Linked DNA regions of Homo sapiens: region 2 is linked to region 1. A link is a contact called in ENCODE Hi-C or POLR2A ChIA-PET data. All regions are on one chromosome and are shown on one strand. Each heading gives the region's core, a stretch centred on a gene start or an enhancer-like site at or near the end of the contact. The rest is flanking DNA. Distances are from core to core; before and after follow the strand shown.

Region 1 (4,971 bases), core at 698-3,197:
AGCTCTTTATCATAAACTGATAATCCAGTAAGTAAACTGTTTTCCTGAGTCCTGTGAGCCATTCTAGCAAATGATGAAAGTCAACAGGGGGTCATGGGAACCTCTGATTTCTAGCCATTCCATCAGAAGCACAGGTGACAAGCTGGACTTGACACTGGCATCTGAAGTGGTGGAGGACTGTGGGACTGATCCCTTAACCCAAGCTTGTCCAACCTGTGGCTCGTGGGCCACATGTGGCCCAGGACAGCTTTGAATCTGGCTCAACACAAATTCATAAACTTTATTAAAACATTATGAGATTTTTTGCAATTTTTTTTTCTCATGAGCTATTGTTAGTGTTAGTGTATTTTATGTGTGGTCCAAGACAATTATTCTTCTTCCAATGTGGCCCAGGGAAGCCGAAAGATTGGACACCCCTGCCTTAACCAGTGGGGTCTGTGCTAACTTGATAGTGTCAGAATTTAGTTAAATTGTGGCACACCCAGTTGGTGTCCAAAGAGAACTGAAGAACTGCTTGATGCTTGATGTGGGAACCCCCACCCCACCCCCTCACCCATCACATCTGGTGCTAGAAGTGAAAAAGTGTTAAAGTATAAGGAAAAATAGTTTGTTTTCCTATACAATTGGTGTCAGAAGTGGGATTTGCTAGAATGGCCCTGGCTTGCAGAAATATGTGGTTTGGGAAGAGAAAGAACAAAAGGGTTGGGGATGAGAAACTTTGATTCCTGGGTGGCCACATGGTCATGAGATAGGCAGGCTGGTGGGTTCCCTATTTTTAAATGGTCTGGGCCAGGCATGGTGGCTCACGCCTGTAATTCCAGCACTTTGGGAGGCTGAGGTGGGTAGATCACCTGAGGTCAGGAGTTTGAGATCAGCCTGGCCAACATGGTGAAACCCTATCTCTAATAAAAATATAAAAATTAAGCTGGGCATGGTGGTGAGTGCCTGTAATCCCAGCTACTCAGGAGGCTGAGGCAGGAGAATCATGTGAACCCCCAGAAGTGGAGGCTGCAGTGAACCAAGATTGCACCACTGCACTCCAGCCTGGGCAACAGAGTGAGACTCTGTCTCAATAAATAAATAAATAAATAAATAAATAAAATAAAAATAAATAAAATGGCCTGGAAGAAAATGATAGAAGCCATTCACTCAAGCTTTAACTTATCTAACTCTCAGCCAATTAATAACAAAAGACCCAAGAAGCTTATTAACCACGAGTTCCTATTTCAGGGGGCTGGGGACTTCCCTGGAGCCCTGCATGCATAGCTAGACTTAAAGTCCAACCTACAGTTACCCTTCCTCATTTTAAGGCTAAAAATGCATGGGGTGGAGATTTAAAATACTAATGTTGCATATGATGCATGAAGAAGCATGAGTGCTAGAAAAGCCTCTCCTATACATGCTCTGATGTAACCCTTTCCCATGGAAAGACCCTATAAAACTAACCCACACACTATCCTCCGATAGCAGTCTGTTTCTTTTCCTTTCTCAGCACTGGCTCCCTTGTGCATGAGCCAAAACAAACTTTCTCTTTGCTGCTATGTATGGTGATTGCTCTTGATTTCTATCCTGGGTGATTACAAGAACCCATGGCATTGGTAACAGCCACTCATGGTACGGAGTAGCATACCATGCTGAGATCTGTTAGTAAAGGTAAAAGCTACCCCAAGGTGTTGGCTCACTGGAAGCATAAGGAAATGCAAACTAATAAGAAAAGGCGATATATTCAGTCCCTTGGTTATTATCTGTAACAGATAAAATAAAATTAAAAGAGAGTGCTGGGTCAGACCAAGCTCAGATTTCAGTGAGTCTGCGCTCTAGCCAGTAACTGCAAAGCCACCCACCAATGGCAAAATCATGCTGAGATTAGACAATATCACTAAGAACTCTGGTAACCAAGAAGGCAGTTTATGTGGGGTGGAAGGCAAACCATGAAACGATTGAAACCACAGGGTATAGTGTGAAGAAGTTATTTCATTTTGTAGATCAGTATCATAAACTTCCTGAAGAACCTTTATTCAAATGGGTTGTGTGAGTAACTAAGTGAGTGACAGTGTCTTAGGTTTCGAACACTGCAGAGTATTCAAAATGCTAGCATTCATGTTTGGGTTGATGCAGGACCCACAGCTCTCTATGGAGCAATCGCAGATGTTTCAGGTGGTCCAGACACATAGGAGGTTATTCCTGAGAGAACATCCAGCCTGGTGGACTGGACAAAAGCCACACTAAGGTCTGTTTACCCTGAGAAGGGGGACTGTTCCTCTCCCCTTATAAATGCCAAGTAGAATACCCCTGATGAAGCAGCTGATGTGCTTCATATGCAAACCACAGAGGACTGGCTTGATGATCATCGGGGTATTTGTCTGCTGAATATGCCTGTTACCCAGGTCATGGTAAACGCTGTGATTAAGGGGGCTCCTTTTGGCTGGACGCGGTGGCTCACGCCTGTAATCTCTGCACTTTGGGAGGCCGAGGTGGGTGGACTACCTGAGGTCAGGAGTTTGAGACCAGCCTGGCCAACCTGATGAAACCCCGTCTCTACTAAATATACAAACAATTAGTCAGGCATGGTGGCGGGTGCCTGTAATCCCAGCTACTCGGAAGGCTGAGGCAGAAGAATCACTTGAACCTGGGAGGCGGAGGTTGCAGTGAGCTGAGATTGCGCCACTGCTCTCCAACCTGGGCAACAAGAGCGAAACTCTGTCTCAAAAAAAAAAAAAAAGGGGGGGGGGGGGCTCCTTTTACATAAACACCTCATATAACCTTACTGCTGCAAAACCAAGGGAGTCTTATTGAATTTTCTCTCTCAGTTTCCCCTTATGGGTCTTACAGATGCTAATAAAAACATGAGGTTAGTTAAGAGAAGAATGGAGAAAGGCACAGAGAGTCACGGACTAGTCTTAGCAGGGTGGAAATTTTTAAATGGTTATTAACACATAGGGCAGGGTGAGATGGCTCACGCCTGTAATCCCAGCATTGTGGGAGGCAGGGGCGGGCAGATCACCTGAGGTCAGGAGTTCGAGACCAGCCTGGCCAACACGGTGAAACCCTGCCTCTACTAAAAATAGCAAAATTAGCCTGGCATGCCTGTAATCCCAGCTACTAGGGAGGCTGAGGTACAAGAATTGCTTGAGGACGGGCGCGGTGACTCATGCCTGTAATCCCAGCACTTTGGGAGGCCGAGGCAGGCGAATCACGAGGTCAGGAGTTCAAGACCAGCCTGACCAATATGGTGAAACCCCGTCTCTACTAAAAATACAAAAATTAGCCAGGCGTGGTGGTGCACGCCTGTAATCCCAGATACTCGGGAGGCTGAGGAAGTAGAATTGCTTGAACCCAGGAGGCAGAGGTTGCAGTGAGCTGAGATCACGCCACTGCACTCTAGCCTGGGTGACAGAGCAAGACTCTGTCGAAAACAAAAAAAAAAAAAAAAAAAAAAAAGAAGGAAAGAAAAGAAAAGAAAAGAAAGGAGAATAAAACAAATATTGATAAACAAACAAACAAACAAAAAATCAGGGGCAAAACTTAAGACCTTCACAGATCTTAGCCAGTCCTTGGTCTGGAGGCCCTGTTTCATGTCATGTGAATGATCCACATGTACCCATATCCCTTGGTAAGTATGATTCATATGCTAATTGGCTGACAACCCTGGCAGATACTGCTTTTCAGAGCAAGGGCCTTCCCTTTGCTTTCATGTAGTTTTGGAATAAATGACAAGTGAGGAGGCAGGGAAGGGGGACACCTCTCCAAAAGAGGCAAGCTTTAATATGAACATTCCACTCCTTTTTACCACATCAAGAAGTGGAAAGACATCTTGAGCAAAGCCTTCTGGAAATACTGAGAGTCATTACACAAGGAGCTAGAAATATTTCACTTAAGGAAAAAGAAGGTATCATACTTGAACACTGGGTACTTTTATTCAATTTATTTTGAAACTTGGACAGCACACAGTGTAATATACACATTTATATACAGACAGCTGTTGTTTATTTATTAAAGTTTTACTAGTACAAAACAAATTTCTTTCTTTCTTTCTTTCTTTTTTTTTTGAGACAGTCTCGCTCTGTTGCCAGGCTGGAGTGCAGTGGCATGATCTCGGCTCACTGCAACCTCCGCCTCCCGGGTTCAAGTGATTCTCCTGCCTCAGCCTCCCAAGTAGCTTGGATCACAGACGCCTGCCACCATGCCCAGCTAATTTTTGTATTTTTAGTAGAGACAGGGTTTCACCATGTTTGCCAGGATGGTCTTGATCTCCTGACCTCATGATCTGCCCGCCTCGGCCTCCCAAAGTGCTGGGATTACAGGTGTGAGCCACTGCGCCTGGCCACCAAACAGATTTCTAAATAGAATATACAAATAAATGCAGAAAATGGTACTCCTCGATTCATTGTTATATCAGATAGTATGTGTAAAGTCAGTCTACACAAATGCTTATTAGCATAGAGCCTGGCACCTGGTAAGGCCTCAATAACTCTTGGCACAAGGATGGGGGGAGCAGAAAGAGGAAAGAAATGCACCCCCCAAAACACAATTGCTACAGCCTCTCTTAGCAATTGCTAAGGCCTCTCTTAGCTGCACAGAATGACAGCTCCCAAGGGCTGAAAAGCCTTTCTTCTGGAAGTTCCACCTATAACCTTCCCACCTCATTTTCCACCTGCCTCGCAGTGCCATGCTCTTAGCAGAGCCTCTGCCCGACATTCTTTGCTATCTCACCTTCCTTGATTCCTTTGTTCTTTCTCTCTGAAGCCCTTTCTACAATCCATAAGCTGCACATTGTGACCAAGTCCACAATGACTCAGACTGTGTTGGGGGTTTAAAAGCTCCTTTGCTGCTCACAGATGGGGCGAAATAATTAGCAACTATGCCTCAGTTTTTACATCTGTAAAATGCAAACACGCTCCCATTTTGGGGGTGATTCAAATAACTCTAAAAGCATCAGGACTGTTCCAGATGGAAAGATGAAGGCTGAAG
Region 2 (4,971 bases), core at 1,526-4,025, 370 kb before region 1:
GAGATGGGGTTTAGTAGAGACGGGGCCAACATGTTGGCCAGGGTGGTCTCAAAACTCCTGACCTCAGGTGATCCACCCACCTTGGCCTCCCAAAGTGCTGGGATTACAAGCATGAGGCATCGCATGCCGCCCGATTCAGAAGCTTTAAAGTGTGGTCCAAGATTCTGCATTTCCATCAAGCTTCCAAGTGATGCGGAAAGTGCTGGACAGCAGGGAGGCTGCTGGCCTGCAGACTGCACCAGACTGCACTTGGAGTAGCAGGTCTAATGCCTGATACAGTCCTGTAACGTCCCTCCCACCTTTCACTGTCACTCATGGGGAGGGCAGTGCTGGAGATGGGTGGAACTTAACAACTAGTGGCCAGGGCCATGTACCAGTGTCAGCTTTGTGCCACTCTCTCACCAAACTGCTCCAACTGCTGGGGCACTAACCTTGTTCCTTAGAACTAGTTCCCCACTCAGCAGTTCCAGAAGTACAAAGTGGGTTCTGTAGTTCTGTGAATTCCCTGCACAACTTTTCACTGTCTTCCCCACTCCCACCATCTTGCAGGTTCACAGTTTAGAGCCTGGGTTTGAAACCCCAGTCTGCCACTCTTTTATGCGCGGCCTTGGGCATGACTCTGAGCCCGTTTCCTCCGGATGATGTGAACAGTGATTAGATACCGTGGACGAATCACTCATTTTGTCCATTGTTTGAACTTTTCCTCTTCTACCTGTTCCTCTAAATTAGCCTTGAAGCTAAAAGGTGCTTTTTGTCCCTTCTTAGGAATCTTTGTAGTTAATACCACTGTATACAGTCAGACCACAATTTTGTTTCATGAAAAAGGCTGGAAGTAAACATAATGAAAGGTTAAAGATGCTTGGGGATGCTAAGAATCATTTTCTACCTATCTTTTCCCTTTTCCCCCCACGTTTTCTATAATTAACAATATTAACTTGATAGGTTTGAAAACAGTCAAAGTAAAATAAACGGCATGAAATCAAGCTTCCACCCGCTCCGCTGAGAGTAGGAGAAGAGAAAGAGAAACGCGCCGACCGCGCCTGGCTGGGGCTGGTCACGCGGCAGCCGCCCCCACGCCTCCGCCAGATGACGTAAGTCACGTTCTCCACTCGCCCGCGCCGCCGCTTCCGGGGGGCTCGGCTGCTTTGCTTCCACCAGGCGGCGCCGCAGGACGCTCAGTTGCCAATGCCTCCTGCGCAGCCGCCCTGGCGCACGGGACACGTCACCACCTTCGCGTCTTTTCTGGAGAGCGCGGGAATGAGAGCGCCGGAGGGTGGTGACGTCACCGGGGTTCCCTGCGTGGCTCGCAGGGGCGGGGCCAGGTACGTGGCGCGCTGCGGCCCGCCCGGGGATCGGGAGGGGAAGGAGAACAGAGAGGGGGAGGGGAAGGAGGGGGAGGGGAAACCAGCGGGACGGGGAGGGGCGAGGTGGGTGGTGCCGATGCCTAGTCTAGCCAGGGCTGACCGGGCCGCGCCCGCCTCGTGACCACTGTGGGGCTGCGCTGCGGGAAAGGTGCTGACGAGGCGGGCGCGCGAGCTCGGCGGGGAGGGGTGCGGCCGGTCGGCGGCTGGCCGGTCCCCGACTTCCCGGCACCCTGGGCGACCGCTCCCTCGTGCGAGCGGGACCACGCCTGGACCGGGGCCCGCAGGTTTTACAGGGCAGCGGGGGGGATTTGGGGCACGTGGGGTCGGGCCGCACCCCGACCTCGAGACGGCGCGGCGCTGCGAGCAAAGAGCCGTCGCGCCCGGAGCCAGGCCCCGCCCTACCTGGGATCCCGTCGCCCTCCCGTCCCCGGGCCTACACCCGCCCCACCTGGGATCCAGTAGCCCTCCCGCCCCCGGGCCTACACCCGCCCCGGTCAGCTCCGGCCAGGTCGGGGAGGAGGAGGGCACGCGCCGGGAGGACCGCGACTGGCCGCCTGGAGCCCGTGGCTCAGGCTTTCCCAGCCGCTGTTTTCCCCTTTGTACATCGGGATCCGCTTCGCACACTTAGTTTCTGCCTAGCACATGCTGGGTGTTGTGTCCAGATACACTAATTCTTTTTCCCCTTCTTCCCCGCCAGTCACTAGAGCCGGTCTGGAAGGGCACTAACGCCTGGGTAGTCCTTCAAACAAAAAGCGTTGTGTGTCTTGCTTACTGGCCGTTAATAGAAGTTTCCCCTTGAGAGTGGCTTTGGTTAGGAAAAAGGTGGCAAAGGGCCCATCCCTGAACTGATTAGTTGAGCCTGGGACCTGATCAGAATTGAGGGGAGGAGTGTTACCAGAATTTTCTCTGTGCCCCGCACTTGCATAAGTGCTTATGGCTAGGAGCCCTGTGTAGGGCACACATTACCTTGGGGCGCCCTTCGCTTCTTTCTCCTCTTGCTGCCCCTTCCCGGAATCTCTCACCTCATGACGTGACTATGGTCAAGTCATCGTTTCTGGGATGGCCTGACCCCTGGGGACACGCCAGCCTCCAGGAGCTTATATGAGGCTGGTTTACCAGAGTAGACAGTGTAAGGCCCTGTCCTGGAAGGAGGAACATGAATATGTCCTGAAGTGCTTGTGTCATGTGTCAGGGGTTGTGCTAGGCTTTTCACATGAGTGATCTCATTTGATTCCCACAGCGGTCCTGTGAGCTAGGGGGAATCATCATCCCTCTATGTAGTTGAGGAAACTGGTTCCGCCGGTTTAAGCAACTTACCTCACATTTCACAGTAGGGAGGTGATGGTTGTAGGGCTTTGGCAAGAAAGTGTCAGTACCTGGTCAGGCCCCTAGGGTGTGAGACGCTCAGGGCCATCCTGGAGGGTATGGGTGAAAGCATGTAACACCGTGGGTTTCCCCCCCTCTGTCACCCCATTCTCTTGGCCACCGCTACCATTTATATCAAGGCAAAACCAGGTTAGGTGGCAGATGGATAGTGTTCGAGGCAGAAGAAGCCCCAGAGGGCAAAGACAGGGCAATTCCTTCTACCCCTCACCCCACACACACTTTGCTTTGGTCATGGATGGGTTAATGGAAGGACTCCTGTGTATCAGACTTGGGTCTTTTTTAGCACCATCTGGCAGAAGTCACCTCTCCTCACACTTGCTGCTTCTACAAAACATTGTTCACTTGGCAGTCAGCAGTGCAAAAGGCAGAAGTGTGGTGCGTGTGTGATTTGGATTCAGTGGACCCCAGAGACAATTGTGTTGTTTGCATTATGTTGCGATTGACAGCCCATAGACACTGCTGTGTTGTATGTGGAACCACAAAAGACGAGAAAGGCAACAAAAGCAGACGTTCCCTCTCCTTTTAAAATTATCTTGTCGCTGGGCACGGTGTCTCATGCCTGTAATCCCAGCACTTTGGGAGGCCGAGGCAGACGGATCACGAGGTCAAGATCGAGACCATCCTGGCAAACATAATGAAACCCCGTCTCTACTGAAAATACAAAAATCAGCTGGACGTGGTGGCGCGTGCCTGTAGTCCCAGCTATTCAGGAGGCTGAGGCAGGAGAATCGCTTGAACCAGGGAGGCGGAGATTACAGTGAGCCGAGATTGCGCCACTGCACTGCAGCCTGGCAACAGAGCGAGACTCTGTCTCCAAAAAAAAAAAAACAACTTGCCTGCAGGATTGGATAGAGAAATTCCCAGGAGAAAGCAAACAAATAAGGGTGCAGGCATTTGTCCTTCAAAACAGGCGGGCAGATCACAAGGTCAGGAGCCAAGACCACGCCATTGCCCTCCATCTTGGGCGAGTGAGACTCCGTCTCAAATAAAACAAACAAAAAATCCCCAGGGCTTTGTAGGTAGACGCTTTTTGGCTTTGAACAAGGCAGGTAGCTTCAGTGTTTCAGATCAAGGAGTGGATGTAGGTTGAAGTGGGCAAATCACTTGAGGTCAGAAGTTTGAGACCAGCGTGGCCAACATGGTGAAACCCTGTCTTTACTAAGAATAAAAACATTAGCTGGGTGTGGTGGCACACACTTGTAATCCCAACTACTCCGGAGGCTGAGGTGGGAGGATGGAGGATTGCTCGAACCGGAAGGCGGGGGTTGCAGTGAGCCAAGATCGCACCACTGCACTCCAGCCTGAGCAACAGAGCAGGACTCCATCTCAGAAAAAAAAAAACAAAAACGAGTGGTTGAGCCTGATTGACCCAGGGACACGTTTTGTTTGTTTGTTTGTTTTTTGTTTTGTTTTGTTTTGTTTTAGATCAAGGACCCTCTCTGTTGCCCAGGCTAAGTGCAGTCGCACAATTATAGCTCAGTTAACCTCAAACTCCTGGGGTCAAGCCACCATCCCACCTCAGCGTCCTGAGTAGCTAGGACCACAACAAGCACATGCCACGGCGCCCGGCTAATTTTTAAAATTTTCTGTAGAGATGGGGTCTCGATACGCTACCCAGCCTGGTCTGGAATTCTTGGCCTTGAGTGATCCTCTCGCCTCAGCCTCCCAAAGCACTAGGATTACAGGCATGAGCCACAGCACCTGGCCCAGGGACACTTTAAACAGGGAGTGAGGCCAGGGGAGGTGGCTCATGCCTGTAATCCCAGCAATTTGGGAGGCTGAGGTGGGAGGATCCCTTGAACCCAGGAGTTCCAGACCAGCCTGGGCAACATGGTGAAACCCCATCTCTATTAAAAAAAGAAAAAAAAAAAAACCACTAGTCAGCGTTGTGATGCACGCTTGTAGTCCTAGCTATCTGGGAGGCTGAGGGTAGGACGAAAGCTTGAGCCCTGGAGATTAAGGCTGCAGTGAGCTGTGATCACACTCCAGCCTGGGCGTCGGAGAGAGACCCTGTCTCTTAAAAAAAACTGTGGGCGGAGTGAGTTTTTCTATTTCTTTCTTTGCTGACAAAGCGGCCCTTTCTGTCACAACATACTTATTGAAACCTGCTGGCCGGGCGGGGTGGCTCACGCCTGTAATCCCAGCACTTTGGGGGGCCGAGGCGGGTGGACCACCTGAGGTCAGGAGTACGAGACCAGCCTCAACATGGAGAAACCCCATC

Evidence for each region. A loop is a pair of places that touch in the nucleus more often than their neighbours do. ChIA-PET counts read pairs that join two places held with the same protein, here RNA polymerase II (POLR2A). Pooled maps may share reads with other maps.
Region 2: a pooled map shows a loop between it and region 1 (3-fold over the local background). The contact joins two enhancer-like sites. A Hi-C loop is called at or near these places in 7 of 50 pooled maps. POLR2A ChIA-PET finds 5 or more read pairs at or near these places in 6 of 52 experiments (Caco-2, GM12878, OCI-LY7 and 3 more).

The regions. Positions count from the first base shown.
Region 1 is chr2:69,772,092-69,777,062 of GRCh38, reverse strand. The region is part of intron 1 of ANXA4 (annexin A4); the gene reads right to left. Among named protein-coding and RNA genes, the nearest start is that of SMANTIS, 24 kb to the left of the region's middle. Within about 2 kb of position 1,947, at least 6 of the 41 ENCODE cell types and tissues checked have a DNase peak (open chromatin) inside an H3K27ac peak, as active enhancers do.
Region 2 is chr2:70,139,020-70,143,990 of GRCh38, reverse strand. No RefSeq gene overlaps it. Among named protein-coding and RNA genes, the nearest start is that of LINC01816, 16 kb to the right of the region's middle. RefSeq lists silencers at 363-412, 1,343-2,052, 2,540-2,834, 4,600-4,894 and enhancers at 743-882, 893-1,252, 2,473-3,012, 4,637-4,971. Within about 2 kb of position 2,775, at least 40 of the 41 ENCODE cell types and tissues checked have a DNase peak (open chromatin) inside an H3K27ac peak, as active enhancers do.